Regions from separate parts of the Homo sapiens genome. Here region 2 is linked to region 1. A link is a contact called in ENCODE Hi-C or POLR2A ChIA-PET data. All regions are on one chromosome and are shown on one strand. The core of a region is the stretch at or near the end of the contact, and the rest is flanking DNA. Distances in the headings are between cores, read along the strand shown. Region 1 overlaps KDM4B (lysine demethylase 4B). Region 2 overlaps SAFB2 (scaffold attachment factor B2).

Region 1 (7,026 bases), core at 3,168-5,667:
CCTGGGAAGTCAAGGCTGCAGTGAGCTGTGATGGAGCCACTGCACTTCAGCCTGGGTGACAGAGTGAGACCCTAGTCACCCTTCAGCAGGGCAGAGCAGCTTCTAAAATTCTGGGAGCCAGCCTGGCTGTGAACCCCGAGGAGGGTCAGGAAGGTTGTGGGATGTGTCAGATGCCTGCAGCTGCGTGGAAACACCTTGAGTCCCCTGTGGCCTCTGGCTCAGGGCCCTGCCCTCCCCTCTGGAAGGCAGCTGGGGGCAGGATGGGGCACTAATGGGGAAAGCCTACCCGACCCCCCTTGTGTTCCTAGGTGCCCCTCCCAGACTCTTTTTGGGGCAGGCGATGTGTTCCATCGTTGGGACGGTGGAAGGGGTGTGCGAGTAATATGGAAAATGAATAGCTGTGCTCCAAATGGGCTCACCGGGAGAGTTGTGGAGCCTATGGAGAGAGCATTAATGTGCTGGCGCCTTATTGGTGCTAATCACTTAAAATGTGCGCCTTTGTTAGAGCTTTAATGAGAGCCACTTAAACTGTGCATTAAAAAGAGGAACTGCGGAGAGGCCGCCGGCAGGCCGGGCGGCAGGCAGTCATCATTCTCGTTGAAATGCTTTTAGTGTGGAGAAAAGTTGCTGGATTCGGCAAACCCCTGTACTTTGCAAAACCTCACCGTGGTGTCTGCGTGGCTGGGTGTCAGCAGAAGCACCGTGGCCCCGCTCTCCCGCCTCCCCGTGCGCCTGGGCCTCCGTGTGCTGGTGCTCTCGCACACAGCTGTGCCGCCTTCCACCAATGACCCAATGGGTGTGTGTCCCGTCCTGGAGGCGCTTGAGGTCTGTGCAGGCTTCTAGAAGGGCCCTCGGGCTGGCCGAGGCTGTTGGTCAGTCCTGGCAGGAGGTGGACGCCTGTGGGCTTCCTGTCTGCTGCAGGCGTGACACCCCACACCTCTGTCGTCCACATGGCAGTACCTCTCTACCGTCACAGGGCAGGGGACGCAGGCGCAGCCGGGAGAGAGCCGGCAGCCCTGTTGGGGAGCAGGTCCTAGTCTCCGCAGTCTGTGCTGGAGCCGGGCTTCACCCGGGAGTGCCCCTCCTGGTCCACATCTGACCCCCGTCCTCCTGCCTCCTGGGCCGGCCTCCTGCCCGTTGCCACTTGCAGAGTGGGTGGTGGAGCAGGAAGTGCCCGAGATGAGGCGGTAAGTCCCCTCCCTGAACTGCTCTTCCTGGCTTGGGCCCGTCTGGCTCCCCTGGTGTTGGTTCCGGGGGCCCGGCTGCTTCAGGGAAGTCCCTTTGGCACAGGGATTGTGTTGCACACTGAGGGGCGTGGGCCTCAGCAGCTGCTGCCGGGAAGCCGGGGCATCCTTACCTTACCCGCCAAATGCACGGGTCTTCACCTTGTGATTTGGAAACATTCCTGAACTGTGCTAATTAGGAAGCTTGGTTTATTTTTTATTTTTATTTTTATTTTTGTAGAGATGGGGTCTTGTGATGTTGGCCAGGCTGGTCTCCAACTCTTGGCCTCAAGAGATCCATCTACCTGCCTCGGCCTCCCAAAGTGCTGAGATTCCCTGTGTGAGCCACCGCGCCCAGCCTGGCTGTGAGGTTTGTGAAGGCGCCAAGCTGCTGGTGTGAGTGCCTGTTTCCCAGGCGCTGCTTTAAGTCAGCTGCAGAGCGCACTCCTAGACAGACAGCCCCACACACATGTACGCAGCCCACCATGCTGAGCACGGCCCAACAGGAAGAGGTTGTGAGCTCTGACCACAGCTCGGGGTCAGGCCCACTCTGCCACTTCCTGGTGGTGCTGGGGCCGAGGGTGAGTCAGTTGGTGGCCCGGGCCTCGATTTCCTCACCTGTGCAGTGACAGTGAGGACACCCGCTGTGCTGTGTGGGGGGGCAGGTGCACAGTCTCATTCATGGCCTTGAAAGCAGGTGCCCAAGGGGGAGGCAGCACTGCTAACTCCTCACCGTCCCTGGCTGGTCTGGTTCTAGAACATCAGCTCCGAGAGGAGAGCGGCCACACTGCGTCCTTTCCCCAGGGTCGTGCTCTCTCGTTGACTGAGTGACGAGAGCGGCCACACTGCGTCCTTTCCCCAGGGTCGTGCTCTCTCGTTGACCGAGTGACGAGAGCGGCCACACTGCATCCTTTCCCCAGGGTCGTGCTCTCTCGTTGACCGAGTGACGAGAGCGGCCACACTGCGTCCTTTCCCCAGGGTCGTGCTCTCTCGTTGACCGAGTGACGAGAGCGGCCACACTGCATCCTTTCCCCAGGGTCGTGCTCTCTCGTTGACTGAGTGACGAGAGCGGCCACACTGCATCCTTTCCCCAGGGTCGTGCTCTCTCGTTGACTGAGTGACGAGAGCGGCCACACTGCATCCTTTCCCCAGGGTCGTGCTCTCTCGTTGACTGAGTGACGAGAGCGGCCACACTGCGTCCTTTCCCCAGGGTCGTGCTCTCTCGTTGACTGAGTGACGAGAGCGGCCACACTGCATCCTTTCCCCAGGGTCGTGCTCTCTCGTTGACCGAGTGATGAGAGCGGCCACACTGCGTCCTTTCCCCAGGGTTGTGCTCTCTCGTTGACCGAGTGACGAGAGCGGCCACACTGCATCCTTTCCCCAGGGTCGTGCTCTCTCGTTGAATGAGTGATGAGAGCGGCCACACTGCGTCCTTTCCCCAGGGTTGTGCTCTCTCGTTGACCGAGTGACGAGGGCGGCCACCCTGTGTCCTTTCCCCAGGGTCGTGTTGTCTCGTTGACCGAGTGACGAGAGCGGCCACGCTGCGTCCTTTCCCCAGGGTCATGTTGTCTCGTTGACCGAGTGACGAGAGCGGCCACACCGTGTCCTCTCCCCAGGATCGTGCTCTCTCATTGACCGAGCGACTGTGTGGGCTGTGGTCTGGTGGATTTTGTCTGGGGAGGTCGGAGGAGAAGTCTCTGCATAGCCGTGCCCTGTGAGGGACCCAAGTGTATGCCATGGGTGGGCACCTTGTCACACAAGTAACCCTGGTCCTTCCCCTGGTGAGGAGGCCCTTGGCTGCCCCTGCTGCTGGGCAGAGACGAGACCAGGCATCTGCTCACATGGTCACTGCGCAGAGGCCAGAGGGTGTCACCACTGTCTGCCACCTGCAGAGCTCACAGCAGGGCACTATGGGGCGGCTCCTGCGCATCTCCTTCCCCCCGACCTGCAGGCACTGGGGCCCTGAGAACCAAGGGCAGATCTGGGCCGTGCTCTGTGCTCCCACACGCCCGCTCTCCATGGGAGGAAAGAGCCAGCCTGCCCAGAGGGCAGCATCCTCGCTGACCCCGGCCGGCTGTGGCCCAGGAGACTGACGTCTGTCTTTTCGGCCCTAGGCTTCTTCCCCGGGAGCTCGCAGGGCTGCGACGCCTTCCTGCGGCATAAGATGACCCTCATCTCGCCCATCATCCTGAAGAAGTACGGGATCCCCTTCAGCCGGGTGCGTACGGGTGGGGCCTGCACGCCTGTGGGTGAAGTGGGTACCGGGTCCAAGCCCAGGTGGCCGCACATACCCCAGGAGATAAGCTGTTTAACCCTGGAGAAGTTTCTAGAACAGTGATTAGCATGCCAGAGGAGGGCCGCATGGCTCAGCAGTTAGCCTCCAGCTCTTCCACGGGGAAGCGAAGATGGCAGAGCTTGAATCTGGCGGGGTGTTAACCTCCCCTCCCAAACCAAACCAAAACTTCCTCCTGGGTGTGGCCATCAGAGGCCCCTCCGCAGGGGCTGCAGGGGTGGAAGGGCAGGGGCAGGCCCTGCTGACCTGGCAGGAAGCTGCCAAAGAAACAGAGGGCAGGGCCCCTCGTCCCGTGCAAGGTGGGAACCTGGTTCCTACCGCCCCAGGCCACACCCTAAGTCTCAGGCACCCCCACGGCCCATGTCACCCGGCCGTGGAGAGAACTGCCTGTTTAGAAGTGACATTTCGGGCTCTCCTGCACCGTGAAGACTGTGAACTCATTCAGTTCACTGCTTCAGGGGCTGCTGGTGGAGGCTGTGATGGAGGAGACCTGAGGCCGGGGGGTGGGGCCTCCCTACACCTGATTTGATGGACAGCTGGGGTTTGGTGTCCCAGGAGCAGAGCAGGCTGTGCTCAGGGTCCAGCTCAGCAACTGCACCCACTCGAGGCAGTTCCTTCCCCATGGAGAAGCCTTTGTCCATGGGAGAGTCTAGGCCTGTGTCCCCAGCTCTGTCCAGGTGAGAGGCACGTGCCAAGAACCTGCAAGGCAGGTCTGGGCCGCAGCCCAGCTCATGAGGTTCCACGGGAAGAGTGATGTGCAGGCTCGGGAGCGTGCTCTGTGGTGAGGCCCTGAGTGTCAGCCAGCCGGAAATTGCTTGTGACATTTCAATCAAACCGCCAAAGCATCAGCTCACACATCGGGGATCCGCTCTTCCTGGCGGGGCTGCAACCCAGAGGCCGCCTCCCAGCCGCTGCAGGCATTCATCAGACAGCACAGATCTCGCTCGGAGAAGTGCGCATTTCCGGCCTTTCCTCTTCTCCCCCGTCTTCTGGTTGGAACATCATTCAGTACCAGCAAAACCAGACAGATCACGGCATTGCTCAGGGAAGTGAGAAGTACTGATTTTCTGGCTGGTTTGTCTAAAACCTTCTCCAAAGTGGTGCTTCCTGGAGGGGGGTGCCCATCGAAGGGGTGGGCAGGCAGTGAGTGGCCTGGACTCCCAGGTCAGCATCTGTATCGCACTGCAGTTTATCTGTAAAGTTCCTGAACCTGAGCCAAAGGTGGCTCACCACCAGCCTCAGAGCGGCTGCTGGCACCATGCATGGTAGCAGGCGGGGTCCAGGCAGTACGGCTGCGCTCCCCAACACCGCCAGCTGGTTGCTGGGGCCGGGCGCCAGTTTCTCCAGAGGCTGCCACAGTGAAGGCCCCTGTCCCACTGCAGCGAACAGCACCCTGTGCCGCCCGGCCTGGGGACCGTCCTTCAGCCTCTCAGACGCCATGGGCTTGAGATGAACGTCCCTTCCAGACAGCAGCGTGGGTCCCCTCATCTGAATTCCTGGCAGCCTTCAAACAAGTGACTCCCCACACTCCCCTTATAAATCTTTGTAATGGTATTTACTTCTAGGAGAAAAAGCCGATCAATAGCAGAGCTTTTTAATAATTAAAAGTGTGTACTTCTGTAATCTGCCATTGACTCCCTCATTTATTCTGCAAGAGCTCGCAGAGGAAACCGAGTTCCGGGCTTTCTCCGTGCCTGGTGTCTGGGGCCGCGTCCTGTCACCACTGATGACTTTGCCGCAAAGCCTATTCATCATCCCAACGCCTTCTAATTGATTGTTGGATAATGTTGACAGCAGTGACACAGGGGACAGACACCGTGAGTGTGGAACGAAGCCACCAGGATGCAGGTTTTCTCGCAGGAACATAATCTTCTTGTCCTAACCGAGCACATTTTCTCTTCTAGGCCTTGGTTCATAGGAGGGCTGGGGGAGTGAGGTCCTTACACTGTGAGAGCTTGGCTCTCTGCTGCCATCACCCCCATTCAATCTTGGCATTCCGGGGGCCCAGCTGGATCCCTGAAGGCTCTGAGTCTGATGTCTGCCTGACGCATGCCTGCAGGCCTGGTTCTCCAGGGGAGAGACAGGGAGCCGTCACTTGGCCTTAGAGCAGGTGGTCAGGGAAAAGCCTTTCCGAAGCCGGCTCAAATAGGATAAAGGAATCAGTAATGGCATTTACTTTACTTTCTTAACTTTTCTTTTTTTCTAGAGATGGGGTCTCACTCTGTTGTCCAGGCTGGTCTCAAGCTCCTGGGCATAAGTGTTTCTCTTGTCTTGGCCTCCCAAAATGCTGGGATTACAGGTGTGAGCACCATGCCCGGCCCAGTAATTAGGTTTTTTTTTAAAAAGCCCCAAACCTTAATTTTATTTGCCCCTCATTTCACGGAGCTCCCAGCGTAGTGGGGAGAAGCTGGCCCAGAGAACCCCACGTCCTGCACAGTGAGGGCCAGCCCTTGGGGACCCCATGTCCTGCACGGCGGGGGCCAGGCCCTGGGGCCACGTGTGTTCCCCCCCCACCCCTATTTTCTGCCGCGTGCTCGTTCTGCTGCACGTGGCTGTCACTTGAATGGGAATTTAAAAATATAACTTAATGCACACTGACTTCCCTTGATTGGTGCAATTAATTATTTGAAAAGAAAAATATCACAGTGTTCTTAAGGACTGGCATTTTTCCAAGCTGTGTCAGTTTTGATTGATGTCTGACGCCGTGGCTGGCTTCTGAAAGCCTCACCAGTTCTGATGGCTTATTGGCGACTTCAGTGTATCCAGCAATCTCTGCTCATCTTTCTGGGGGAATATATAATGATCAGCAGGCCTGAGAACTCCTACAAATCAGAGATAAGAAAACAAATGGCCCGATGAATTCGGCGTGAGGGGCTTGAGCAGACGCGTTACGAAGGAGCTGCAGGAACGAAAGCCATGGTTCAGTGCCCAGCATCGGTAGAAGTCAGAGGCAGCCAGCTGGGAGACACCGCCAGCCCCAGGACGGCCACGTCAGAACACCGCCACCAGATGCCAGTGAGGAGGGCGCAGCTGCACGCTGCTCCCAGCCGGGGTGGATGCAGGGCGGTGCCATGGCCATGGAAAACCGTTCGGCATTTTCTTGGAAACGGAAGCATGTACCCTGTGCCCCAGCGATGCCACTCTGTGCATATTTACTCAGGAGAAATGAAAACATATGTCTCCAGAAAGATTGGTACATAAGTGTTCTTAGCAGTTTTCTTCACGAGAGCCCCAAACTGGAAACAGCCCGCACGTCCATCAACAGGAGGATAGATAAATAAATAACCATAGATCCACGCGCAACCGAGTACTGTTTAGAAATGAAAAGGAGCGGTCGCCTGGTGCACAGGACAGTGGGAACAAATCTCAGAAACGCACGCCAGGTGGAAGACAACAGGCACGTGTCCCTGCCGTACAACGCCATTCATGTGAACCACTAGGAGGGAACGAGGTCTGTGGTGACTGAGAGCGCGTGCGTGGTTCGGTGGGGATGGCCTGGTAGAGGGCTGG
Region 2 (7,515 bases), core at 4,871-7,370, 510 kb after region 1:
TTGCAGTGAGCTATGATCGCGCCGTTGTACTCCAGCCTGGGCAACAGAGCAAGATCCCATCGCTCCGAAAAACAAAAAAAAGGGTGGGAGGCGTGTCCTTTCCTTCCTGGGGGCTTCTGCACACCCTGTTTCTTCTTCTGGAAAGCCCTTCTGGGGCTCCTTCACTCCTCATGGCTTAGGTCTGTCCAGTCCCCTCCTCCAAGAAGCCAGTCTCATTCCACCCCCAGACAACAGGAACCTGCAGGCTTGTCTCAGTCATGGCTGCATCTCTGCCATGGAGCCCTGCTCGCAGTAAGTACCCAAGAAGCATTTGCTAAGCTAAATAAGCAAGAAAACAAAGGACTCAGAGCCCAGCTCTTGAGCCTGGATTTCATCTTGACTTGCTTGGCAGGGGGCCTTGGCCAAGTGGGTTTCCTTCCTGCTCTGTGCACTGTTTCCCCAGCAATGGGGACCTTTCCCGGACCACCTGTGAGATCCACCCTGCTGGGTTTCATTTCAGCTGAGTCTGTAAATATTTGGTCTGCTGTGGCCGGCAGCATACACGCAGGGGAAGCTTCAGTGCCTTTTACGAGCTCCCCGCGAGGCCTGATATGCGTTTTCTGTGGCTGGGTACACGGGGCACCCCAGTAGTTTCACAGCTCGTTGGCACGAGGTGGCTATGATTCCAAGACTGGAAGAAGCCGAGAGACACCATCAGTGGCTTCCAGCACTTAACTCCACAGCGTGCAGCATTTGAGAGGCCAAAGAGGGGCCTCTTGTTTTAAAAACTGTAATGCAACATTATAGATTACAGCTGCAGTAGAAATCGAGCCCAGCGATTCCCCTTCCCTAAGTCTATGGGCCACACTTAATTTCTTAAAGGGCAGAGGGGAGGGATTTCTGTTGGGCAAGGAGTGGGAAGCCCTGGTTTAGACCTGTCTCTTGCTAAAAAAATTCAAAGAACCACAACCACTTGCTATGCACCTACTGTATGCCAGATATTGCATAAAGCACTTTTTTATTTTTTTGAGATGGAGTCTCATTCTGTCTCCCAGGCTGGAGTGCAGTGGTGCGATCTTGACTCACTGCAACCTCCGCCTCCCAGGTTCAAGCGATTCTCCTGCCTCAGCCTCCTTAGTAGCTGGGATTACAGGCATGCGCCACCATGCCCAGCTAATTTTCATATTTTTAGTAGAGATGGGGTTTCACCATGTTGGCCAGGCTGGTCTCGAACTCCTGACCTCAGGTGATCTGCCCACCTCACCCTCCCAAAGTGCGGGGACTACTGGCGTGAGCTACCGTGCCCGGCCAAAACCTGCTTTTTTTTTTTTTTTTTATGGAGTCTCGCTCTGTCACACAGGCTGGAGTGCAGTGGTGCGACCTCAGCTCACTGCACCCTCCATCTCTGTGTTCAGGCGATTCTCCTGTCTCAGTCTCCTGAGTAGCTGGGACTACAGGTGCCTACCACCACACCCGGCTAATTTTTGTGTTTTTAGTACAGACGGGGTTTCACCATGTTGGCCAGGCTGGTCTCAAACTCCTGAGCTCAGGTGATCCACCCGCCTCACCCTCCCAAAGTGCTGGGATTACAGGCATGAGCCACCGCGCCCGGCCAAAACCTGTATTTTAAAAGGCTGTGCACTGGGGAGATGCAGATGCCTGCCCCAACGATGCTTATGTGGTGGAGAGTGCCGACAATAAACAATGCTTTAGCGAGTGGTCAGAGCCACGAGGACAGGCAGGTGTGACAAGGCAGAGGGTGATGAGGCGCTGCTGATCCAGTGGTCAGAGGAGACCTCTTGCAGGGGGCAGAATTTGAAGGGGCTGGGCATGTGTGGCTGGTCTCCTCAGTCACAGCCAGTGCCACGCTGTTCTTTTTTGAGACAGCCCTGTCGCCCAGGCTGGAGTGCAGTGGTGTGATCACAGCTCACTGCAGCCTCTGCCTCCTGAGCCCAAGTGATCCTCCCTCCTCAGCCTCGTGGGTAGCTGGGACTACAGGTGTACACCAGCAGCCCAGCCAATTTTATTTTTTTGTACAGATGGGGTCTTGCTACATTACCCACACTGCTCTCAAACTCCTGGGCTCCAGTGATCCTCCCACCTCAGCCTCCCAAAGTGCTGGGATTACAGGCATGAGCCACCGGGCCCTGGTTCACAGACCACCCAGGAAGCTCTCCCAGGAGGGCAATGTCTCGGGTCCTCAGTACCTTATGCTCCACTGAACCCGGCAGCTGCTGTGTCAATATTTGCAGGTGGAGGCAAACACAGGGCAGCTGCATCTCACGAGGATTTGAGGAGTACGGAGAAGCGGCTCTTGGTGCTCCCGGGAGTAATTTAGGGGCAGTTTCTGGCCCAGTATTGCTGTCTCTGGAAGCACTGTAGGACATGTAGAGTTATCCTTGGGGTCAACTCTAAAGGCCAAGCGCATGTGCAAAATTATGTACACACTCACGTACGCAGCTTGCTCACTGGTGCCCCAAACACCTATCCCTTCACCACCGTGTGACCGCGGCACGGGGTGCCCTGACAACCGGGGAGGCTGAGGAGAAGGGACCTCGGGCTGCAGCCTCAGCTCCATGGCTCGCTACCTCTGGGCGGGTCTCAGCCTCCCTCGGGCTCAGAACCTTCTTCTGCGCTTGACTTTCCCAGGAATTGACTCCAGTTTCCCAGGGAGCTGCACTGGGCTATGTCTGGGTTTGGTGATGTTGTGTGGCGTCCGTAGGTGTCCTCATATAAATTGGTGGCTGGCCAGGGGGACTAGAGATGTCTAACTTGCTTGACTGGTAAGCACATCAGGTGCTTCCCAAAGTGGATTCTGTTGTACACCAGGGTGACGGACAAGGATGCCCACGTCCTAATCCCTGGGACCTATGAACACATTGGTCTCCAAGACAAAGGGACCTTGCAGATGTGATTAAGGTGAAGGAATTCGTGGCTGGGTGTGGTGGCTCATGCCTGTCATCCCAGCACTTTGGGAAGCCAAGGCAGGAGAATCACCCGAGGCCACGAGTTTGAGACCAGCTTGGCCAACATGGGGAAACCCCATCTCTACTAAAAATACAAAAACTAGCCAGGCATGGTGGCAGGTACCTGTAATCCCAGCTACTTGGGAGGCTGAAGCAGGAGAATCGCTTGAACCCGGGAAGCGGAGGTTGCAGTGAGCCAAGATTGTGCCACTGCACTCCAGCCTGGGCAACACGGCACGGCTTCATCTCAAAAAACAAAGAGAAAAGCTCTCCTAGTCCACCCAGCTGACCAAAGAAATGGCTGAAGGGCTGAGGTCTGAACCCACCCAGCAGTGAGAGCAGAATCCGAACCCTGATTTGTCACCATCGTATGACCAGGTAGGAACAGCCTCACCTCTCCCGTGGGTCACTGGGACTCAAGGAAGCCCTGCCCCTCAATCCGGCAAACCTGTTAAAAGGCACGGCATCCCCGTTAAACGTCGACTTTATGGTTGTTGGGTTTTTTTGGAATCAAAAGGCCCTGTTCTAACTTTGCCTTTGAAATTATGTGACTAGGAGTCATGCATGCAATTTGAGACTGGCAATCATCGTGGAGGCTTGGGAGTTCCTTGGGAATAAGAAAATCTAACCTAGGAGCTGTTTTGAAATGTAATGAAATCTTTATGAATACAAAATTTAGCAATTGGTGAAGTTGACACATTTTGTAGCTGTGGAGACATTTCGTAAGGTCTTAATTCTACTTTTTCTTTCTTTTTTTTTTTTTTTTGAGATGGAGTTTCGCTCTTTCACCCGGGACTAGAGTGAAGTGGCGCGATCTCGGCTCACTGCAACCTCCGCCCCCCAGGGTTCAAGAAGTCTCCTGCCTCAGCCTCTCGAGTAGCTGGGATTACAGGCACCCACCACCATGCCTGGCTAATATTTGTATTTTTAGTAGAAATGGGGGTTTCCCCATGTTGGCCAGGCTGGTCTCGAACTCCTGACCACAGGTGACCTACCCGCCTCAGCCTCCAGAAGTGCTGGGATTCGAGGCATGAGCCACCGCGCCAGGCCATAAGGTCTTAATTCTGATTCTGCTGTTTTCTTTCTGTATGGCTGGAGCTGGTCATTTCCTCACCGGGACCCCCTCCAGACCTCTGGCATTGCATTTCGCCAGGGCCCCTGTGAAACATGAGCACCCGAGGCTCTATTCCTGTAGGGCTCCCCAGGGCCTGCCAACATGTATTAAGCATTTACTGTATGCCAAGCTTTTTATGTGGATTAACTAATCTTTGTAAAGATCCCATATGGCAACTACAATGATTACTCCCTCCTTCCAGTTAAAGCAGCTAAAGCAGACAGTAATGACCTGCCCGTGGGCAGGCAGGTAGTGAGAAGGCTGGGTGCCAGGCAGTTGGCTCCTAAACTTGCTCTCAAGAAGCTCCCTGTTTCTGCCCCAGTGGCTCTCATTCCCGTGATGCCCCCACAGCTCCCCCTCCCCTTTAAAAATGTCTTTAAAACGATGGGAAATGATACATAACAAAATTCACCACCAAATGGTATACCAAGGCCAGGCATGGTGGCTCATGCCTGTAGACCTAGCAACTTGGGAGGCCAAGGTGGGAGGATGGCTTGAGCTCTGGAGTTCGAGGCTGCAGTGAGCTATGATCGCGCCACTGCATTCCAGCCTGGGAGACACAGCGAGACCCTGTCTCGTAAAAAAGGGGAATTGGAATCTTCATATAGTGCTAGTAGGAATGTATAATGGTACCACCACTGTGGAAAAGTCTGGCTATACTTCCAGAAATAAAACACAGGGAGTTACAAAGTCAGCATAGGACCCAGCAATCCCAGTCCCAGGTATATACACAGGAGAATGGAAAACAGGTGTTCAAACACATACATATCCATAAATGCTCACGGCAGCGTGATTCACACACAACTGCCCAAAGGGGGGAACCACCCACACGTCCATCAGCATCTCCTTTTCATAACACGTATTTTGTTCCACCCACCTTTTCTCTCTTGAAATAAAAGTTGAGTTAATATAACGTACCTATGCTCAATTATTAAAGAAACAGGCCAGGCGCGGTGGCTCACGCCTGTAATCCCAGCACTTTGGGAGGCCGAGGTGGGCGGATCACTTGAGGTCAGGAGTTCGAGACCAGCCTGGCCAACATGGTGGAACCCCGTCTCTACTAAAAATACAAAAATTAGCTGGGCGTGGTGGCAGGCACCTGTAATCCCAGCTACTTGGGAGGCTGAGGCAGGAGAATCGTTTGAACCTGGGAAGCGGAGGCTGCAGTGAGCCCAGATCCTCGCCACTGCACTCCAGCAGTGACAGAGTGAGACTGTCTCCAAAAAAAAAAAAAAAAAAAAAGGAGGGGGGGGGGAACCAGGACACAAACACGCTTGCAGGAAGAAGGCCACATGATGAGGATGGAGGCCGAGACTGGGCAATGTTTTTACAAACCAAGGAATGCCCAGAGGTGCTCGGCAGCTGTCAGAAGCCAGGAGGCTCAGGACGGAGCCTGGGAAGGACACAGCCCTGCCCACACCCAGATCTCAGACTCCTGGCCTCAAGAACTGAGAGCCAATGAGCTTCCTTAGGCAGTCTATGGTGCTTTGTGACAGCCGTCCTGGTAACTCGAGTGCTTTGTTTCTGCGTGGAACAGAGCTGGTTCCAGGCCCGGCTCGTTGGAAAGGGCAGGGCTCTTCTGCCCCCATAGGATGTCCAGTGGGACTGGTTCCCTTTCCAGCTCCCATAGAGCAGCCTGGCAGTGGTTGAGCCCCTGCTTCATAGTTCAGGAGGCCACACCCACCTCCAGGAAGGGGTGCTCCGTGACATCTGAGACACCGAGGTCTGAAAACAGGGCCTGCTCCCAATCCCAGGCTGCCTCCTCAACGCAGGCTAAGCCTGCCTTTTATTGCCCAACAGGGAAGCTCTCAACCCCAATTTCTAGACTCTGGCTCGTCGGGGAGACAGGCAAGCCGCGAAGACCCCATGTGCAACACAGAGGCGGCGTGGCGCCCAGTCCACCTGCCACTGGAAAATGACTCCAGAAGCCGCCACCGTGGGGGAGGCTCCGGAATGCGTTCACGGCAGCTCAGGCCCAGACAGGACGCCGAGGGCCAGGGCCAACCTGCCTTTCATGCTCTGGTGTCTGTGGCAAGCTGGGCTGGATTTTAACATGGCTTTTTAAAAACTTAACTTCCCAGCGGGGGCGGGGGGAACTCCAGCAGAACCGGCAGTTGGAGGAGGGGCCTGCGGGTGGCTGTCCTAGATACGGAGGGGAGGAAAAGAGGTCCCCAGCAGGTGGCCCTGCCAGTTAACTCTCACCACACCACACCGGGCTGGGCTGCCCCTCCCGCCGAGAGGGCACTAGGCCAACCCCATGCACCATCCTCTGCCCCAAGATGCCTGCAGCCCCTACCCCTGGCCAGCACCAGCTCCGCTCATGCACCAGCAGTTCTGAACAGAACAGCTGTGCCTCACAGTGGCCGGCCCCTGGAGGGCCCTGGCACGGAGGGCTGCGCGCATGGGCCGGCAGCCTGCGGGCTACCCCGGCCAGCGAAGTGCCTCATCTGGCACAGTCTTTAAGGAAGAAAATGGGCATCACACTCAAATGCACTTTTGCAGACAAATGGACATTTCCAGAAGAACGGAGGGACCAGTTCTACCACGTGGGCCCATCACCGAGTCAGCGCCATCCCACTCCTAACCAGCTGCTGGCAGCAGACACTGAGCAGGACACACTTGGCAGCCAGGGGAGGGGCGGGCCCACCACACACGGACCCTCCCTGACAGAGCCCACCACACACCAGCATGGGACACAGCCCCAGACTGAGGTGGCAGGGGGAGGGCTCCCCAGGGCCTGGCACGCCCTCACCACTACCCACGCAGAGACAGGCTCGGGGTAAAGGGATTGGTCTGAGGGCCCTATGGTGCACAGCACCCCCTGAAGAATTCCTAGTTCCCATGGGCTGACTCCCCAGCCTCAGTTTCATCCCATGATGGGAACCCGGACAGCCCACTTCCTGAGGTGGTTATGACAACTCAGCAGGATGATGCAGGCAAAAGACTTTGGCAGCACCTGGCAGAGCCAACAGTCACCATGTGGTCACACCACTGCGCCCAGGGTTGGTCCCATCCCGAGCTCTACGGCCACCAGGACTCACGCATGTGCACGCGCACGCAAGACTGCGAATGGTAAACTTTATTAATGGAAAATGGAATGCCTCGTTAACAGAAACCTTGATTTAAAAATGGCAGAACAAGAACACATTTATTTAAAAAAAAAAAAAAAGTGAGTTCACATTGTATTGAGCTACAACATGGTGGCAGGATTTACTTTGCTTTTAAAAAGATCCCCCAAGTTCGAGGGAACCCTGGCTACCAGATTCAACAGTGCGTCTGCCCACCCGAAAACTCGCAGCGAGTGGGACTTAGTAGCGGCGGGTGAAGTGGGGGTACGGGGGGGGATGAGGGTGTGGGTGAGGGACTCTGCTGCCCCGGTCCTGGCTGGCCACTCCGCCACCTTCCAGTCCGCCACCTGGCACCACGTGGCCCTGGGAATGTCCACCTTGTGCAAAG

The links. A loop is a pair of places that touch in the nucleus more often than their neighbours do. ChIA-PET counts read pairs that join two places held with the same protein, here RNA polymerase II (POLR2A). Pooled maps may share reads with other maps.
Region 2: a pooled map of right lobe of liver shows a loop between it and region 1 (1.9-fold over the local background). The contact joins two enhancer-like sites. A Hi-C loop is called at or near these places in 1 of 50 pooled maps. POLR2A ChIA-PET finds 5 or more read pairs at or near these places in 2 of 52 experiments (CD4-positive, alpha-beta T cell and H1).

What each region holds. Positions count from the first base shown.
Region 1 is chr19:5,074,030-5,081,055 of GRCh38, forward strand. KDM4B (lysine demethylase 4B) reads left to right here. Exons shown (of 23, transcript NM_015015.3): 8 at 3,338-3,441. Among named protein-coding and RNA genes, the nearest start is that of PTPRS-AS1, 100 kb to the right of the region's middle. Within about 2 kb of position 4,418, at least 3 of the 41 ENCODE cell types and tissues checked have a DNase peak (open chromatin) inside an H3K27ac peak, as active enhancers do.
Region 2 is chr19:5,579,876-5,587,390 of GRCh38, forward strand. It overlaps SAFB2 (scaffold attachment factor B2), which reads right to left. Exons shown (of 21, transcript NM_014649.3): 21 at 7,124-7,515. The coding sequence ends at 7,368. Among named protein-coding and RNA genes, the nearest start is that of TINCR, 16 kb to the left of the region's middle. RefSeq lists enhancers at 5,964-6,023, 6,003-6,297, 6,043-6,337, 6,192-7,184. Within about 2 kb of position 6,121, at least 14 of the 41 ENCODE cell types and tissues checked have a DNase peak (open chromatin) inside an H3K27ac peak, as active enhancers do.